Regions from separate parts of the Homo sapiens genome. Here region 1 is linked to region 2. A link is a contact called in ENCODE Hi-C or POLR2A ChIA-PET data. All regions are on one chromosome and are shown on one strand. Each heading gives the region's core, a stretch centred on a gene start or an enhancer-like site at or near the end of the contact. The rest is flanking DNA. Distances are from core to core; before and after follow the strand shown.

Evidence for each region. A loop is a pair of places that touch in the nucleus more often than their neighbours do. ChIA-PET counts read pairs that join two places held with the same protein, here RNA polymerase II (POLR2A). Pooled maps may share reads with other maps.
Region 1: a pooled map shows a loop between it and region 2 (2.4-fold over the local background). The contact joins two enhancer-like sites. A Hi-C loop is called at or near these places in 2 of 37 single-sample maps with no recorded cell type and 9 of 50 pooled maps. POLR2A ChIA-PET finds 5 or more read pairs at or near these places in 2 of 52 experiments (BJ and activated T-cell).

What each region holds. Positions count from the first base shown.
Region 1 is chr22:25,699,460-25,703,640 of GRCh38, forward strand. GRK3 (G protein-coupled receptor kinase 3) reads left to right here. Exons shown (of 21, transcript NM_005160.4): 14 at 4,051-4,117. Among named protein-coding and RNA genes, the nearest start is that of MYO18B, 41 kb to the right of the region's middle. RefSeq lists enhancers at 3,459-3,558, 4,108-4,181. Within about 2 kb of position 1,717, at least 5 of the 41 ENCODE cell types and tissues checked have a DNase peak (open chromatin) inside an H3K27ac peak, as active enhancers do.
Region 2 is chr22:25,625,048-25,628,944 of GRCh38, forward strand. All of the region lies in intron 2 of GRK3 (G protein-coupled receptor kinase 3), which reads left to right. Among named protein-coding and RNA genes, the nearest start is that of GRK3-AS1, 62 kb to the left of the region's middle. Within about 2 kb of position 1,729, at least 3 of the 41 ENCODE cell types and tissues checked have a DNase peak (open chromatin) inside an H3K27ac peak, as active enhancers do.

The DNA of each region.
Region 1 (4,181 bases), core at 467-2,966, 74 kb after region 2:
CTGCTACTGGCATCCCCTAAGTAGAGGCCAAGGATGCTGCTCAACATCCTATGAGGCACAGGACAGCTCCCGCAACACCCCAACAAAGAATCCTTTAGCCCTAAATGTCAACAGTGCCGAGGGTGAGGACCACTGCCCCAGAGCAAATGCCCCTCCCTCCTCCCACAGCTGTGCAGTGAGGTGGAATCAATGGCCACCAAGGAAGGGTCTTTCTATTTTCTTTTCTTTTCTTTTCTTTTCTTTTTTTTTTTTTTTTTGAGACGAAGTCTCGCTCTGTCGCCCAGGCTGGAGTGCAGTGGTGCAATCTCGGCTCACTGCAACCTCTGCCTCACGGATTCACGCCATTCTCCTGCCTCAGCCTTCCAAGTAGCTGGGACTACAGGCGCCCGCCACCACGCCCAGCTAATTTTTTGTATTTTTAGTAGAGACGGGGCATCACTGTGTTAGCCAGGATGGTCCCGATCTCCTGATCCCGTGATCTGCCCGCCTCGGCCTCCCAAAGTGCTGGGATTACAGGCGTGAGCCCCCGCGCCCGGCCGCTCTGTTTTCTGTTTTAATCCTCCTTGCTGTGACCAGCGTGCCCCCTTGCTTCTGCTGAAACACCTTTCTGCACACTTCATTTTGTCTTTATCCCCTACAAGAATACTGCAAGGCACTTGGAGAAGGAGTCTGGATGGGAGAAAGATGTCAAGGCTTCAGAAGGTGTTTTGCATCCCTGGACTCACAGTGATTGACTGAGCCGCTCATATGTGCTATCTTTGAGTGCTGGTCACTACTTCTATTTCAGATGACTTTGTCAGATACTTAAGAGCGTCTGTGTAGGAAGATGCATCCATGTTGCAAATCTGTGGAGCTGCCATCATGATCTTCACCTAGATTTAAGATGTCTGTTAAGGAAATCAATTGATGTGACAGTGGCCTCGATCTTAAGCTTGTCACCGTTGATTGTCTCCCCGTGGAGTTGTCAGACATGAGGGAGAGCCTGGGCAGTGGCCTAGGGAGAACTGAGTGCTGCTGGCGCTATTGAGTTTGTTCCAGGAGGGGAAAAAGGAAAGTTTATAAATATTTTGGCAACTACTGGCTTAGGTTTGAAATGCACATTTAATATAACATGCCATCTTTTGGGTATTTTATTTTATTTTATTTGAGACGGCGTCTCGCTCTATTGCCCAGGCTGGAGTGCAGTAGTGTGATCTTGGCTCACTGCAAGCTCTGCCTCACAGGTTCACACCATTCTCCTGCCTCAGCCTCCCGAGTAGCTGGGACTACAGGCTCCCGCCACCACTCCCGGCTAATTTTTGTATTTTTAGTAGAGACGGGTTTCACCTTGTTAGCCGGGATGGTCTTGATCTCCTGACCTTGTGATCCACCTGCCTCGGCCTCCCAAAGTGTGGGATTACAGGCGTGACCCACCGCGCCCGGCCTCTTTTGGGTATTTTGAAATTAACTTTTGATGTGAGAGTTTTTAATCACATAATTTTTTGAACCCATTGTTTGCCCATGAAAATGATGTAGAGCTAACTTGGGCAGGATGTGTGTTTTCCCATCATTTATAATGTCCTGAACAATTTTCCAACTCATTTAGGGGAAACGTGCAGCTGTTCCATTCTATCTGTAGTTCAGAAAGCTGCACTTGACCACAGGACATGTGAATTCTTTTCCCACAACGCTCCCTGATGCAGCCAGCATGTTGCATGGGAAGAGCTTGGCCGTGCCTTGTAAGCTGTTGACAGGCCTGTTACTGTCTCCTATTTAAAGCGGCTGCATCAGGGAGCAGCTGCGATCACACAGGATCTGTGCACACCACGTGCCTCACTCAGAATGGAGATTATTACTATCATAGGTTTTCTTTAACGTTTTTCAAAATAGAAACCAAGTCTTTGGCTTTGTTCACAAAGAATAATCAAGAATATATTGGAAACAGATGTGCATCAAGATTTCAACTTGAAAGACCAAACTGTCTGAACATGGCAGCATAGACTTGAATAGCTGAAGAGCATTTTCTGATAATTTCTCATTGAGCCGGACATGGAATCGCTATATTTATAAATGGAATTTGTAGCAATGGGGCCCATGTGCTGGAAATGGTTTTGGCACCACTAACTTTAACTCCAAGTCCCCTCGCAAGCCTCCCTGTGGTCTCATGAAAGACTTTTTAAATTTAGCACAGAGCGCTTGTGTCAGAACACAGCAGGCTGCAAGTACATCGGGACCAGATGCAGGAGTGGGGTCCTCTGGCTTTGCACGCAGGAGCCAGGTCCGAGGGATTTGTCAAAACACCAGGAGATCTTCACTTAATCCCTTTTTATACATTAAGGAACATCGTCGGGTGGAAACAGCTAAGTGTCAAGCAGGGAGACTAAGGTTTTCATAAGATTTGATAAACTTTCATTCCTTTTCTCTGCAACCTCAAACATGTTAATATTTCTGTGCATTTTGTATAAAAGAATGATACAAGTATGTTTTTAAAAATTATAAATAACAGATATTGTTTGCTTTTATATCTGCTTTTTAAATGTGGTAATTGTACATTTTTTCCTTGGAAATAAGGCAAAAAGAATATTTCCAATCAAAATCTGTTTTAAAAGTTAACAAATGCTTGCTGGGTGCTAATTTACCTTGTTTTGATCTTTTTTTTTTTTCCCAAATTAATGCTTTTAAGAGATGGCAATTAGTTTGTGTTTCACTGCATGATATGGAAGGAAATAAAGGACTAGAGTGCCCTCTCTTGTACAAAAAGAAAATTAAAGTGTTTCAGACAATAAATGGCCTGAAATGTAATAATCTCAAAAGATAGTTCAATGTATAACCTAATTAATTCAGTAGGATGACCAGCTCAGTAGCAGTAAGTAGCAGTGCAAGATAAGTGGCATTTTAATTCTTTTTTAGAATCTCTGATTTATGTGTTCAACATTCTAATCCATTTTATGGAGTTAATATTAAAATATTTTGCATAATATCCTGCCTGCCTCAGATTATGTCATATATGCCTTATAAATAAATTTATAAGATGACTACTTTGTAGGCACATCTTGTTATAAGAAAAGTCAATCATATGTGTCCCTTTAATTTTCAAAATGAAAAATAAACCATGGTAATTTAGTTTGCATATTTAATAGTGTCTTTTAATGATAAGATTTCCTTTGAAAGCCAGCTTCTCCAAAGTTTTTAAAACATGAGAGTGAGAATAATCTGTTTTACATAGTTCACCAAGTAGACATTCATTTCATAAAGTAAGAGTTATCTTTATTAATTTCACCAGTGGTTACTGTATTAGGTACCTACCGTGTACTGCCATTGTCTTGGCTACTTGCATAGATGTCACTTTAGTTTTTCCCTTCACTGCTTCTGTGAAGTATGCGGCTTGATCCCCGCTTTACAGATGAAGAATTGATACTGAAGGTTTCTATGTGGCTGACAGTCACTAAACCAACAAGTCACAACTTGAACCCAGCTTTTCTGACTCTGGAGTCGGGTTCTGCACAGGGAAAACAGGAAGCGCTCAGAGCTGTGGAGAATCTGCTGGTGCACGGTTAGTTTCTGTTTTCATCAAAGGGATGTATTACTTAAAATGACTGGTTTCTAGGGGTGAATCATTTCATCTCCTTCATGTTTTGGTTCAACTGCTGTTCCTTGGGCTGTTTGAGGGACCAATATCCATTTTTCTGAAAAATGTACATGAAAGTTATTGTTTAGCTCGAACTCTCATATGACAAATGTTATATAAATGACTTTTATTCTCATGATTACCTGTTGGCTAGTTATATATTCTTTTCTAATGATGTTTCCATTGGAACAGCGTATTTTAGGGCCACAAGTTCACTGAAGTGAGATTCAGGCAGTTCAAGTAAGATACAAGTCTTGCTATTTCAGGACCTAGCATTTATTCACCAGTTCTTCCATGGAAATGATAAATGTTTACGGCTTTTGCATTTCTCCAGTTTTGAATGAATAGTGATAGGACATCATACTTTACCCAAATATTAGTCAGTGATATGTTCTATATCACCTGATGCCATATTTTGATAGAACAATTCTTTATTTCTACAGTCACAGCCCTTTCAGACAACATAAAACCAAAGACAAGCATGAAATTGACCGAATGACACTCACCGTGGTAAGGGGATTCAAAACTGTATTCTTGTCTGTATGGTAATTGTCATGCTTCATTCCGTCAATAA
Region 2 (3,897 bases), core at 479-2,978:
CTGGGACTACAGGCGCCTGCCACCACGCCTGTCTAATTTTTTGTATTTTTAGTAGAGACGGGGTTTCACCGTGTTAGCTGTGGGCGGCAAGCCACCCAGGCACCGAGGCAAGAGACCGAGGACACGAGCTGTTCCACTATAATAAAATATAAAACAAGAATAGTTATACCAGATATAGATCTTAGAGATGATTATATATGAATATCATTAATCATTAGTTTGTAGCAATTACTCTTTATTCCAATATTATAATAATCCTCGCTCTGCAATCATAACCTAGGAAAAACCAGGCCATACAGAGATAGGAGCTGAGGGGACACAGTGAGAAGTGACCAGCAGACAAGAGTGCGAACTTTCTGTTATGCCCAGACAGGGCCACCAGAAGGGCTCTTTGGTCTAGCGGTGACACCAGCATCTGGGAAGATGCCCGTTGCCAGGCGGACCGTGGTCTAGCGGCAGCGAAAAGTGTCAAGGAACAACACTCGCTACTTAGCAGACCGGGAAAGGGAGTCTCCCTTCCCCCGGGGAAGTTTAGAGAAGACTCTGCTCCTCCACCTTTTGTGGAGGGCCTGACATCAGTCAGGCTCGCCCACAGTTATCCGGAGGCCTAACCGTCTCCCTGTGATGCTGTGCTTCAGTGGTCATGCTCCTAGTCTGCCTTCATGTTTCATCCTGTACACCTGGCTCTGCCTTCTAGATAGCAGTAGTCAATTAGTGAAAGTACTAAAAGTCTCTGATATGCAAAAATAATGGCGTAAGCTGTTTTTCTCTTTGTCTCCTCTCTCTCTCTGCCTCGGCTGCCAGGCAGGGAAGGGCCCCCTGTCCAGTGGACACGTGACCCACGTGACCTTACCTATCATTGGAGATGACTCACACTCTTTACCCTGCCCTTTTTGCTTTGTATCCAATAAATAACAGCACAGCCAGACATCCGGGGCCACTACCGGTCTCCGTGCATTGGTGGTAGTGGTCCCCTGGGCCCAGCTGTCTTTTCTTTTATCTCTTTGTCTTGTGTCTTTATTTCTACACTCTCTCGTCGCCGCACATGGGGAGAGACCCACTGACCCTGTGGGGCTGGTCCCTACATTAGCCAGGATGGTCTTGATCTCCTGACCTTGTGATCTGCCCGCCTCAGCCTCCTAAAGTGCTGGGATTACAGGCGTGAGCCACCGCGCCAGGCCGATGATGATTCTCTTAGTGTGAAGTCTTAGCCCACGCACCTGTCTCCAAGTCGTCTTGCCGTAGGACTTGCAGATGTTTGTGCACTGTTGGGATGGGTGATAGGATGAATATCTGTGGAAATAGAGGGATCCTTTGGGCAGCTGTTTTGAGTAGGGATCAGGGAATAGCAGCTGTGTCCACTGCCCTTCCCTTGTACAGGGAGTGAGAGGGAGTGTTCACTGATCAAGCCAACTTCATTTCCGCAAGAGATATCCCCACTTCCGGGATGCTATTAAGGCACTGGGTGTTACTCCCTTTAAAACATTCAGAGTGAACTCTCACTAGAGGTATTCACAACTTACCAGATGACTTTAAAAAAATACCTCTGTTATTTAATTGACAAATTATTATATTCAGTTGGTTATAAGTTAAAATGAATTGGGGCAAAATAATCACAGAAACCATCTGATTGCTCTAGCAAGTAGTCATTTTATATGCATTAGATTTCACAGTAAATATGAAAAGCAGCTCTAACCACAAGCTGGTCGGGGCGGCATAGCACCAGGCTGCAGGTTTGAAGATCGGTGCACAGTCAGGGCTATCGTCTGCCCCCAGTGGGTTGGCAGTGGCACCCATACCACCTGGTGTTCCACTGTTATGGGTTTAGTCTTTTGAGTCTTGAAGGCTTTTGATAACATCTTCACATTCTAATAGAAATATTCAGTGGGGCAGAGGTAGGCAGGCACTATTAGTGTATAGGTGTTGACACCCAAGTACCTATTTTAGGTAAGGTTAGGGACAGGGAAGAGGATGCAAGGGCCATCTGGGGACAGGTGTCATGGCAGATAAGTGTCATATTGCAGAGTACCTTGGGGAAGGGGAAGGAGGACAGATTCATAATACCTACCTTCAGCCTTGCTCAGGGACTCCCATGTTGGGGAGAAAGAGTTTCTTCTCTAAAATCCTCAGAACTGGGCTCAAGAGCCGAGTTTTTATTTTTTATGAAACAATTGCCCACTTATACTAAAAACTATTCCCCAGCAGGCTTTTTGGCATTTGAAGCTTTCAGCAAGCAGAGGATTATATAACTGATAAATATTAAGTATTGGAATTTCTGAGGCTGGATCCCTTAGCCTGGTGGCTGAAGGCCAACCCTCCCTGAGCCTCCTTGGCGTAATAAAGCATACCTTCCACCTTTTCCCTGTAGGAACTTGCTCTGCCTAAATTGAAGTCACACTCTTTCCTTATCTCAAGCTAAATTTCCTGCCTTTGAGCACTGATTCATTCTTTCTCCTGACTCTATAGCCCGTTAATCTTTCCAAGTCTAGCTTGCACTTAATGTCTTCCTGAAACCATCTGTGACTGTACCACAACCATCTGATCTTCCTTTAAGTAAATTTATCCAACGTTCATTGAGCCAATTAAGTACTAGCCATTGTGCTAGAGATTAGAGAGAAAAATAAACAAAAACAGACCACTTCCCTCTTGTAGCCCACAGCCTAGTCAGGGAGACAAATGAGGAACCAGCTGCTACTTATTGAACTAGGAAGAGATGTGTCCATCCTTAACATCATGCAGGCTGTCTATTTCAAAGGCCACTGTCATGTTTAAGAGGAGGATGCTAGAGGCATTTCTGTCAACGCCAGGAATGACAAGGAGCCAGGAACAGACACACAGATCACTCACATGGATCTGACCAAGTACCTGAGAGGTGGACATACAGAGGATTCCTTAAGCAATAGTATTGACTTGCAAATCCCAATACAGAAAAGCCCTAGAACCTTCTATGCAAAAGCCCCATCATCCAGGGTAAAACTGGGCAAAGGTCCTATTGAGAGACAGACAGGTCATTAAAACGGGGAAACAGATGGAACTTAAACCTAAGAAAAGATTTTCAATGTTATTCAAAAATAAGAGAAACACAAAGGTGCTCTGAAATGTTATTTTGTTATCTTTCAAATTGATAAAAAGCCCAAAGTTAAAGAACACACTTTTGGTATGGCAGTGGGTTTCAAAATGGGCACTCCTATCCATTGCTGGTGGTAGTAAAAATAGATACTACTCCAGCAGAGGCTAGTGTGGCCATGTCTATTGAAATAACAAAGTGTCCATATGACGTTTAACTTACAAGTTTTTCTCTGAGGAAGGTATCCTGCAAGTGTACTGAATACATGATAAAAAGTGGATGTAGAGGGTTATTTATTGCAGCAGTTTTGTAAAAGCAAAATATTTGGCACAACCCAAATATTCATTGGAGAGCAAGTTATGTAAATTATGAGATGGAATGCCATGCGGTTATAAAAGAGAATCAAGTAGCTCCTCCTGACTGGTATAGGAAGATCTCCAAGGCATAGTGTTTTGGAAAAAAGGCTGATGTTGACAGTGTGTATAGAGTACAGTGGAAAATTAGAGTTCATGTTTGCACTTGCTTTTATATTGTATTCGAAGGTAATACAAACACTTGTAACAAGGAAACCCCAGAATGTCAGGGACTGTACACAGGGAATGTTCTTTCTCATTTGGTAACAGTGCTTGTCACAGGTTGTCACAAGCCTGTAACATTTGTAACAGGTTGTTACAGATCAGCATGAGGCTTTTCTCCATGCACTTCCATCTTGTGGCACTGGTGTCCCTTAGGACTTGGGAGTCCCTTGCAGAGAGCTGTCACATCGATTTCTTAACAGCCGTGGCCCAGAGGTGACATACCCCACTTCCCTGAAAAGATGGAAGAAACTA